Regions from separate parts of the Homo sapiens genome. Here region 2 is linked to region 1. Evidence: chromatin contacts called from ENCODE Hi-C or POLR2A ChIA-PET data. All regions are on one chromosome and are shown on one strand. The core of a region is the stretch at or near the end of the contact, and the rest is flanking DNA. Distances in the headings are between cores, read along the strand shown.

Region 1 (5,222 bases), core at 965-3,464:
TTTTAAAGATTGGGCCTTGCTCTGTCACCCAGGCTGGATTGCAGTGGCATGATCATAGCTTACCACAGCCTCCAATTCCGAGGCTAGAGCAATCCTCCTGCCTCAGTTTCCTGAGTACCTGGGACTACAGGAATGGGCCACTGTGCCTGGGTACTTTTTATTTTTATTCTTTTATTTTTGTAGACACGAGGTCTCACTTTGTTGCCCAGGCTGGTCCCAAATTCCTGGGCTCAAGCGATCCTTGCATCTCAGCCTCCCAAAGTGCTGAGATTACAGGCACGAGCCACTATGCCCAGCCAAATCATTACTTTTTAAAATTGTGACATTTACATCTCCTTTCTTTCAAACATTTTAATTAAGCATCTATTATGTGTTAGGAAATGTATATAATTCAAAGAAGAAATAAATATGTTCCATACTGTAATGGATTTTCAGTGAGAAAGATTAAACCTCTTTTTCAAAATTATTTTATCCAGTTCATCTGTATTTCTAGACCACCAATAATTGTATATCAGGTTCACTTCCTGTAAAACTAAAAACAACTAAGTTGTGTTCATGAATTCTTTTCCAGCAGCTTCCAATGTATATTTTAACCAAAATATTATAATTTTTCATTTACTTTTCTTTTTCCCCAACAACTACACTGTTAGTTTATTAGAAAATAAATGTATGCTTTGTTTGACTTTGTTTCTCAAATATGTAGCATGGGTTCTGGTTATAGACATTAAATAAATGTGGAAGAAAGGAAGGAAGTGATGAGGGAAGGGAGTAAGAAAGGAAGAAAAGAAATAAGAGAGCAATGAAGCGGGGCAAGAAGGGAGGGAGGGAGGGAGGGAGACCAAATCCATGCAAATGTATGTCACAGTCTACCCAAAATGACCGCATTAACTGAACCTGGAGAATTTTTAATACAACTAAATATACTGATGGCAAACTTCACTAGAGATGTAAGAGCATATAAAAGGAAAAGAAACAAGGCAATAGGGGATAAGTTTTGAACCGGGAATTGGATCATGTCTATCTCTATGCCCAAGTTAACTTCATGTATTTTCTATGTCACAGCCTACTGAGCTGGACAGAGTCTACGTTCCTAACACAAGTCACAGCTAGGAGAACTCAGATTTCCATTGCCAAACCAAAGCAGAACCCTGTGGTTGTTACCTCAGAAGCGTAAGCCGGAGGTGGGACAGCACTAAATCATCCTCTCTTTGTGTTTACCTTTTGGCCTGAACTATCTGGATAACTGGCTTAGCCTTTCATTTTGCCTAGAATGTGAAGACCTGGTAGGACTGTAAATAGAAATGTGCCCAGTCTTAACCCACAGGGCCAATCTCTTTATTATAACTCACCCCCACACTCTAAATAAACAATAAACCACTAGATAATGGCTGGGAAAAGTTCTGCCAAAATTACACACCTGCTGCTTCCAGACTTGAGAAACAGAAACTCAAAAGTGATTTACAGGAAAACAAAAGCACAAATAAAAAAAATGTAGCCTGTTGCAGTCCTACAGAGCAGGTTTTACTGGTGTCACTGCAATCTTAGTACTACATTATGTTAGTGCTCTGAGGTTCTGAGCCAAGGGCATGCCCCTCTGGAACGGGGGTGACTTCTCTCCACCGTCCTGTCCCAAGGGAGCATTTCACATTAGTATCTGTTAGGACAGCTGGAAAGATATTATTTTACCAAAAGAAACTTTCGTTATTAAAAGTTATGATTGTGCCTTCAGTACAGCTCGGCATGTGGTGTGTCAGCTTTGCTGTGCATTATTTTCCTATTACTATTCCAGGAAACCTCTCTATCAGGTGACTGCCTGCAGGGTAGGAAAAAAAAAGTCTAAAAGGAGCATTATAACTTATAGCCCAGAAGATTAAAATAAGAAGAGGAAGAAAACATTAAAAAAAGAAAACAGCAAGAAAAACCTGAGATCCCATGTCTCTCTGTCCCTTAGGAAAGTGTAATGTCTACCTGATTGTGTGGCTTAGTTCACATATGCAACACTTATTTTAAAGCCCACAAGAAAAGAAATTGCTGCACCCAAAGAAAATTTAAATGTACTTAAAATGTGGATGGCTATTGCCAAATTACACTCCAAAAAATGCTTTACTTTTATGACCCCTTCAGTCTTCACCAAACTGCGTGTGAGTCATCCTCTGCACTGGCTGGTGTGCATCTCTGGAATGCTCTTTCTGCCCCCACCAGCCTTTCCAGGCCACACCCTTTGTCTTCCTAAAGACTTAGCTTAAATGGTCATTACTCAGAGAGACCTTTCTTGAACTTTCTGCTTGAAATACCTTTCTGCCCTCCTGGGGATCCCTATGTGATTTCTTCATCAAAATTATTACATATTGTAACTACTTAATTTTATTTCCTTGGTTCCCTCTATTTCCTTCAGTAAAATTTAACCTCCCAGGAGAAAGGTACCTTCTGTCTTTTTAATCATTGCTTTTTCAATACCTAACTCACTGCTTGGCACATATTAAGTAACTGAATTGTTTTGTTGAATGAATGAACGATACACACTGGTGTTAAACAGAATAGAGTTCATTTATGGGCCCTGCCATTTATATTAGTCCATTTTCACATTGCTGATAAAGGCATACCCGAGACAGGGTAATTTATAAAGAAAAAGAGGCTTAATGGATGCACAGTTCCACATGGCTGGAAAGACCTCACAATCATGGCCAAAGGTGAAAGGCACATCTTACATGGCAGCAGACAAGAGAGAAAATGAGAGCCAAGCAAAAGAGGAAAACCCCTATAAAACAATCAGGTCTCCTAAGACTTATTCACTACCACAAGAACAGTATAGGGGAAACCACCCCCAGGATCTAATTATCTCCTACCAGGTCCCTCCTACAACACGTGGAATTATGGGAGCTACAATTCAAGATGAGATTTGGGTGGGGACACAGCAAAATGATATCACCCTTTGTTTACTGCATTATCTCGAGAGAGTTATCTACATCCCTCAATTATTTTGCGTTCTTTCATTTGTAAAGTAATAGTATTTCTAACCACATAGAGATTCTGTGAGCATTAGATGAAATAATGTTAAAAAGCATCATGTCTAACAAAAAAGAATTGACAATGGCGATCTATGATTATTATTGCCTGAACCAGGAAGAGGGCAGGAGGATGAAGTGCATTAGTGAATTCATCTAGGCTCTTGCTGGGACTTGTATATGAGAAGTGAGGCAACTTGAGTTGTTGATTGCCGGTTTCTTGGAAGCAGAAGACCACCACCTACCCAGCCATGATTTGCCTATAGAAAGAAGAAGTTGCTAAGGATACTTCTCCCTGAAGATATTTAAGGGATAAGATTTCCACAAATTATCTTATTTAAGTATTTCTGGATCCTGTAGTGTCTTCTTTCTGTGGCATGTCCCTACAAGGAAGCAACTGTAAAACAGTCATGAAAGGAATAGGAATTTGTGCCCAACCCCACCCTACCACCACCTTTCCTCCCATCACTACATAGCTAGAGAAGCCTAAAGGTTGGGAGAAAGATTCTGAAGCAGAGTAATGAGTTGCTCTATTGTCTTTAGGAAGGGAGCCAAGAAATCTGATGGAGGCTCGCATTTGACTTGTAACTCAGGGATATAATTACTCCATTGGAAAATGTAAAGAATTAAAAAAAAAATTAAGGCCAGGCGTGGTGGCTCACGCCTGTAATCCCAGCACTTTCGGAGGCCAAGGCAGGTGGATCACGAAGTCAGGAGATCGAGACCATGGTAACACGGTGAAACCCCCTCTCTACTAAAAGTACAAAAAATTAGCTGGGAGTGGTGGCCGGCGCCTGTAGTCCCAGCTGCTTGGGAGGCTGAGGCAGGAGAATGGCGTGAACCCGGGAGGCGGAGCTTGCAGTGAGCCGAGATCGTGCCACTGCACTCCAGCCTGGGCGTTAGAGAGAGACTCCGTCTCACCAAGAAGAAAAAAAAAAATTTAAACCTAAAACTTTCTTTTTTTTTTTTTTGAGAAAGAGTCTCCCCCTGTCACCCAGGTTGGAGCGTAGTGGTGTGATTTCGGCTCACTGCAGCCTCCACCTCCTGTGCTCAAGTGATTCTCCTGCCTCAGCCTCCCTTCAAGTAGCTGGGACTACAGGCACATGCCACCACACCCGGCTAATTTTTGTATTTTTAGTAGAGGCGGGGTTTCATCATGTTGGCCAGGCTGATCTCAAACTCCTGACCTCAAATGATCCACCCACCTTGGCCTCCCAAAGAGCTGGGATTACAGGCATGAGCCACTGTGCCCAGCCTAAAACTTTCTAATTTATATGTAAACTACCGTCATATAATTAAATTATCTTTTGGTGATGAATTCCATTATAAATCATCTAAGCAGAAATTAAAAGTGTCCCCACAAGAAGAATGTAAACTTTATTTTAATTTTGAAAAGGTATGTTCATTATCATTTAGTAACCAAAATAAGGTTAACACAAATTTTTAATTTTTATTTAGAATAACTTTAAAAATAGACCATTTTTATTGAAATTGTCTAGGAATTTGCTTAATTTTCCACTGTGGCTCTGTGGAGCTCTTATCAAACTATAGGAGGTAAGCTCTATTTCATATTCTGCTCACAGGTCTACAAGGTTCTTGATAGAGCTCAGGTAATTAAATGACATACTAAGGTCAATATTTCCACTGACAGTAGCTCTGGCTCTGCCTGAATATCCAAAGTATTTCGAGGTGGGGGTAGGTAGTGTTTGCACAGTTCTTTATGGACAGAGCACTACAATTTTCCTTGAAGAGGCTTCTCTTATAGTCCAAGGAGTCAACTTTTGGCTTCTGCTAAGGTGCCTCTCAGTCATAACATATCCAACATTCCTTTTTTATTATACTTATTTTGTTACACTCCTTTTATGACCCTGAAATAAAACTGATGATTAATGCAACCTACCAACACACATAATTTCAAAGGAGGAAGCAAGGAAGGGGGGAAAGGAGGGAGGGAGGATGCCCCAACCATACAATTTTAGAGCCATAATAGGAAAATAATTTAAAATAATTTACATTTCATCATGTAAGGACTTGTATACACCAGAAGATGTATAAAAGTTTCAAATGCATGTGCCTACAGGAAATGAATAAGATACAATTTGTGACAAGTGAGGTGAACTCATTTTGTAGAAGCCTAGGAAAATGAAACAACAAACATGGGCATGAACACTAGAACAACAACTGGTGTTCGAAAAAATATATTACAGGCAGAATAAT
Region 2 (5,391 bases), core at 156-2,655, 86 kb before region 1:
GTTAAAACTCCTGAATTAGAAGTACTATAAACTAAATTTAGCTAAAGTAAGTGAAAGAGAGAATTTATTATAAAGATATAAGTACATTTTATTAATGACCAAGAACAGAAATGCAGGCTGGTTTTAGAGAAACACTGGAACTAGGAAGCAGAAGACATAAAAATCCCAGGAAATTCCCTTCCTCCTCTCACTTCTGCTTCTTACTGAGCATTAAGTTCATTTATTCACCTCTTTCTCTGAACACCCCAGTGATATCATAACTAAGATATCTCTTCTACAGTGTCCTAAGATTACATCTTATTCATTCAAGTGACTCTCCTTGTTTTCAATTTAAATTTTACAGCCCAGATTTAAAGTCCCAGGAAAATAATGCTAATTAGGCCATCTTGATTCAGATGGTCACTGGATTAAAATAAACCATCATCAAAGAGGAAGAATCAGATTGTGCCAACAGGGCTATTATGGACCCACCCCCATGCTGCTATGGATTAGCCAAGTGATGAGAGGAGTAGTCAGGAAGGAGAAAAATATGAGAGACGGAACAACACTCTAATATGTCTACAAAAATAAAATATATATTCAAAAATCTACCAGAAAATGGAATTTAATGCTTTTCAGGTCTCTAGATTAAATATTAATTCATTCGTATACATTAAAGAGAAGAAACAATAAATGTAAAGATTTTATACTTTTTACTATATTAGAATTTTAATTCTGTTCCAGCCTGGGCAACATAGCAAGATTCCACTGCTACAAAATAATTTTTTTAATTAGCCAGTCATAGTGCATGTATGGAGTCCCAGGAGTTTGATGTTACAAAGCTATGATTGAGCCACTGCACTCCACCCTGGGCAAAAGAGCAAGACCCTGTCTGCCACTGCCTCCCCTCACCGACCAATCCACCACAAAAAAAATTATTTTAATTCTATGGACAATGAAATAGAACCAAAATAAGGGCAAGGTCAAACTAGAAGATATTAACAAATAAATAATACCCAAAAATCTAGATTATAAAGGAGCTCATACAAATAAGATAGATGGTCCTAGCAAAGATTTTTTTTTAAATAGGAATATGTTCAAAAATTCTTAATTCACAGTAATTATAGTCACAACATTTACAATGAAATTGATCTTTGAGATAAAACTGGTAAAAATCAACACAAAATTACTGAATTACTCATATATAAGAATGACTCATAGGACTATCAGTATTTGTGAATAAAGAGTTTTGGAAACCCCAAGTGAGATGACTAATTAGCAAAGATTGTAATGTCACTGGGACTGAGAGAGCTACAAACTTACCACAAAAGAAAGAGGGTTTATCAAGCAGGGGTATGTTGGCATGCAACAAAAGGAAACGGAGACCAAGAGGGCTAGATTCACAGGGAATCTCCACCATTGTCCTGGAGAGAGGATGTCTAGTCAGCTGACATGAGCTTCCTTGCCTATGTGAGAGATATGTCTGACAATGAGGAAATGATGCCTTAAAATTGATTGACATCACCACAAAACATTTCATTTCCCTGGCTAACACCACTCAGGAGCCAGTATACTCTAATCCCTGACAAACTGCTCAGGTCTCTTTGGAGAAAGCTACATTTTGCTGGTCAGAGTACCAGAGGGGAAAGTTACACAGAGATTCAGAAATCTTCACAGGATCTCCCTTCCCTCAAGGCTTTGGCTGAGTATTAATCAGGGTATTTCTGTGAGGAAACTCTCTGAGGATGGAAAAAGAACAACCCAAAAGGATTAGAGGAGAAAATTTACAGAGTTTTCACAGGGCCAAGAATAGTTTCTCTACCCACTAGTCAGAGTGGAAAATGGGGCATTGAGTAGTATATGCATAATGGCTTTTCTTCAGTAGCGTGACAAAATTAGCTGCTCTAATCCCACCTAACAAAGATTAAATTCAAGACCTGAAAGAACCCATCTGTTTCCGAGTAACTTAACTATGTCCCAGAACAAAGCTCAACAACATTTATAGTAATACAAAAATATCCATCACTCAATGAGGTAAATTTCACAAAGTCTGCCATACAAACATAAAAAAGCAGGAAAATAAGACTCATAACGAAGAGAAAAAATTAAATCAAAACTGACCCAGAAATTATGAAGATGATAGAACATATAAACAAAGACATTAAAACAGTTATTACAACTCTATCCAGGTGTTCAAGAACCAATAGGTCCCAGATATCTATGTTAGTTTTCTGCCTTAATGATGTGTCTAACACTGTCAGTAAGGTGTTAAGTCTCCCACAATTATTGTGTGGTTATCTAAGTCTCTTTATAGGTCTCTAAGAATTTGTTTTATGTGGCCCAATGTTGGCTGCCTAAATATTTAGGATAGTTAAGTTAAGTTAGGATAGTTAAGTTAAGTTAGGATAGTTAAGCTTAATAGAGGAAATATTAAGCATTTTAAATAGAAACATGGATGATATGAAGAAGACCTAACTCAAACCAGAGATAAAAATAGCAAAGTAAAAATAAGCTTTAATGCTTAATTCAAATCATACATAAAAATTAACTTAAATCATAGCCCTAAGTGTGAAAGTTAAAACTGTAAAACTTCTAGAATAAAATATAGTAGAAAATATTTGTGACCTTGCTATACTGTTTATATTGTTTTTTGTGTTATTTTTACATACTATGTAGAAAGCATGAACGTAAAAGAAAAACTGATGCTTGTACTCCATCAAGATTAAAAATGACTGCCCTTTGAAAGACACTTTGACAAAAATAAAAAGGCAAGATAAAGTCTGGGAGTAAACATTTACAGTACAAATTTCTGACAAAGGATTAGTTTCCAGAATATATAAAGACCTCTTACAACTAAATAATAAGAAAAACAATCAAATTTTAAATGGACAGAGAGTTGAACTGATGCATCACATAGAAAGATATATAAATTGCTAATGGGCATATGAAACATCATTAATCAACAGAAAAATCAAAATTAAGTCCACCAAATGCCCGTTAGAAATTGCTAAAGTTAAAAGTCTGACAATACAAAATACTGGCAAAAATGTGGAGCAATTAGAACTCTACTATAATGTTGGTGGGAATAATCAACCATCATTTGGAAAACATTTTGTGAGTCCCTTGTAAAGCGAAACATGAACAGAACATTCAAACCAGTCATTTAATTCTTATTTACCCAAGAAAATTAGTAATACTTGTTTACAGAAAGAAGAAGACATTTATGCAGCCAAAAACACATGAAAAAAATGCTCACCATCACTGGCCATCAGAGAAATGCAAATCAAAACCACAATGAGATATCATCTCACACCAGTTAGAATGGCAATCATTAAAAAGTCAGGAAACAACAGGTGCTGGAGAGGATGTGGAGAAATAGGAACACTTTTACACTGTTGGTGGGACTGTAAACTAGTTCAACTATTGTGGAAGTCAGTGTGGCGATTCCTGAGGGATCTAGAACTAGAAATACCATTTGACCCACCCATCCCATTACTGGGTATATACCCAAAGGACTATAAATCATGCTGCTATAAAGACACATGCACACATATGTTTATTGCGGTACTATTCACAATAGCAAAGACTTGGAACCAACCCAAATGTCCAACAATGATAGACCGGATTAAGAAAATGTGGCACATATACACCATGGAATACTATGCAGCCATAAAAAATGATGAGTTCATGTCCTTTGTAGGGACATGGATGAAATTGGAAATCATCATTCTCAGTAAACTATCGCAAGAACAAAAAACCAAACACCACATATTCTCACTCACAGGTGGGAATTGAACAATGAGAACACATGGACACAGGAAGGGGAACATCACACTCTGGGGACTGTTGTGGGGTTGGGGGAGGGGAGGGATAGCGTTGGGAGATATACCAAATGCTAGATGACGAGTTAGTCGGTGTAGCGCACCAGCATGGCACATGTATACATATGTAACTAACCTGCACATTGTGCACATGTACCCTAAAACTTAAAGTATAAATAATAAAAAAAAAGATTTAAAAAAAAAGAACTTGTACAAGTATATCCAACACAGTGATGGGTAAACAAATTGTGATATATTCAAACAATGGGATACTACTCAGCAGTGAAACAGAACCAACTACTGATATACGCAACAGCATGGATGAATCTCAGAATCTTTATATAGTGAAATAAAACCAGGCATAAAAGACTATACACTGTATGATTCCACTTATGTAAAAATCCAGAATAGGCAAAACCAATCTATAGTGATAAAAATCAGATCAGTGTTTGTTTGGGGCAGGAATAAGTGCAGGTACTGACTGCAAAAAGGCACTGGGTAATTTTTGAATGAAGGAAATATTCTATATATTCGGTTTCGTGAAGGTCATACAGGGAGAACATTTGCCAAAGCTCATCAAATTCTGCACTTAAAATGAATGCATTTTGGTATGTAAATTAAATCTCAATAACATTGATTTAATTTTTTAAAGAGTGTATAGCAGCATTCCATTATCAAACTGAAGTGGCGTATGTGCAACTGAGCTCAATTAGTCCTGAAAGCACAGGTGTGTTGTGCTATAGAGAAAAATTCAGCAAGCTCACATAAGTTTGGCATAAGTTGCCCTTCACACCAGCCAGAGTAGAAACATGAGATATGGGGTAGAATTTGAACTGATGGCAAAATTTGAACTTTTGGCATCAAAAGCTTGCATTGACAACTATACCACACACCACATTTGGGACCTCAGGGGGAGTTCATCATCAAGTGACTGAGGTAAAACAAATCAGTCCTGGTTTGTAGATATGTCCACACAATAGTCTTGTACCATGTAGCATTTCAGTCCCACTATGTAATGGCCGTTAAGGATTGGGGAAAAAGGAAATCTTTCTAGTGGGCAGAACTGCATTCAATTTTTTTTTTCTTTTTTGGAAAGAGATGCCATATCTACACTGGACAATGGAAAGTGGTTTTCTCATTTCTCCGGATTTTGAAGAAAATAAAATAAGGGATTGATAACACAAAGGTCTGAGTAAGAAATGGTAAACCTCTGGGAATGGTAAGAGTTTGAAATTTTTTGTGCCCCAAGTAATTGCTCACAAACAGGCTTCAACTGCAAGGCATTTTTCGAATAATAAAGTCGAGATAACGCTTTCTGTGAATATTAGCCACCCTCTTCCCAGCCATTTGAGCTTGACCAATGGGCTCATAAATAAAATGGTCAAAGTGTCAGTGATAGAGACTATGCATGGGCTCAAAAGCAGGGTCTTCTCTTCAATAAGACTATTCTAGCTATCACAGTTGCTAAAAACATAGTATGTTGTCAGCTGAGTTTGATGCTGATTTCCTTCTGTGGCACTATTCTTGAGGGGATCTGCTAGCCATGTTGACTACCTCCATCATGGAAGAAAGAACAGCATGTTTTACCAGA

What was found. A loop is a pair of places that touch in the nucleus more often than their neighbours do. ChIA-PET counts read pairs that join two places held with the same protein, here RNA polymerase II (POLR2A).
Region 2: a loop to region 1 is called in a map of PC-9, with 5 times the contacts of the local background. The contact joins two enhancer-like sites. A Hi-C loop is called at or near these places in 2 of 168 maps with a recorded cell type or tissue (PC-3 and PC-9). POLR2A ChIA-PET finds 5 or more read pairs at or near these places in 2 of 52 experiments (MCF 10A and activated T-cell).

What each region holds. Positions count from the first base shown.
Region 1 is chr6:128,566,868-128,572,089 of GRCh38, reverse strand. No RefSeq gene overlaps it. Among named protein-coding and RNA genes, the nearest start is that of PTPRK, 49 kb to the right of the region's middle. Within about 2 kb of position 2,214, at least 5 of the 41 ENCODE cell types and tissues checked have a DNase peak (open chromatin) inside an H3K27ac peak, as active enhancers do; they include PC-3 and PC-9, where a contact is called at or near this core.
Region 2 is chr6:128,652,210-128,657,600 of GRCh38, reverse strand. The region is part of intron 1 of LOC105377998 (a long non-coding RNA gene); the gene reads right to left. Among named protein-coding and RNA genes, the nearest start is that of PTPRK, 130 kb to the right of the region's middle. RefSeq lists an enhancer at 866-2,065. Within about 2 kb of position 1,405, at least 5 of the 41 ENCODE cell types and tissues checked have a DNase peak (open chromatin) inside an H3K27ac peak, as active enhancers do; they include PC-3 and PC-9, where a contact is called at or near this core.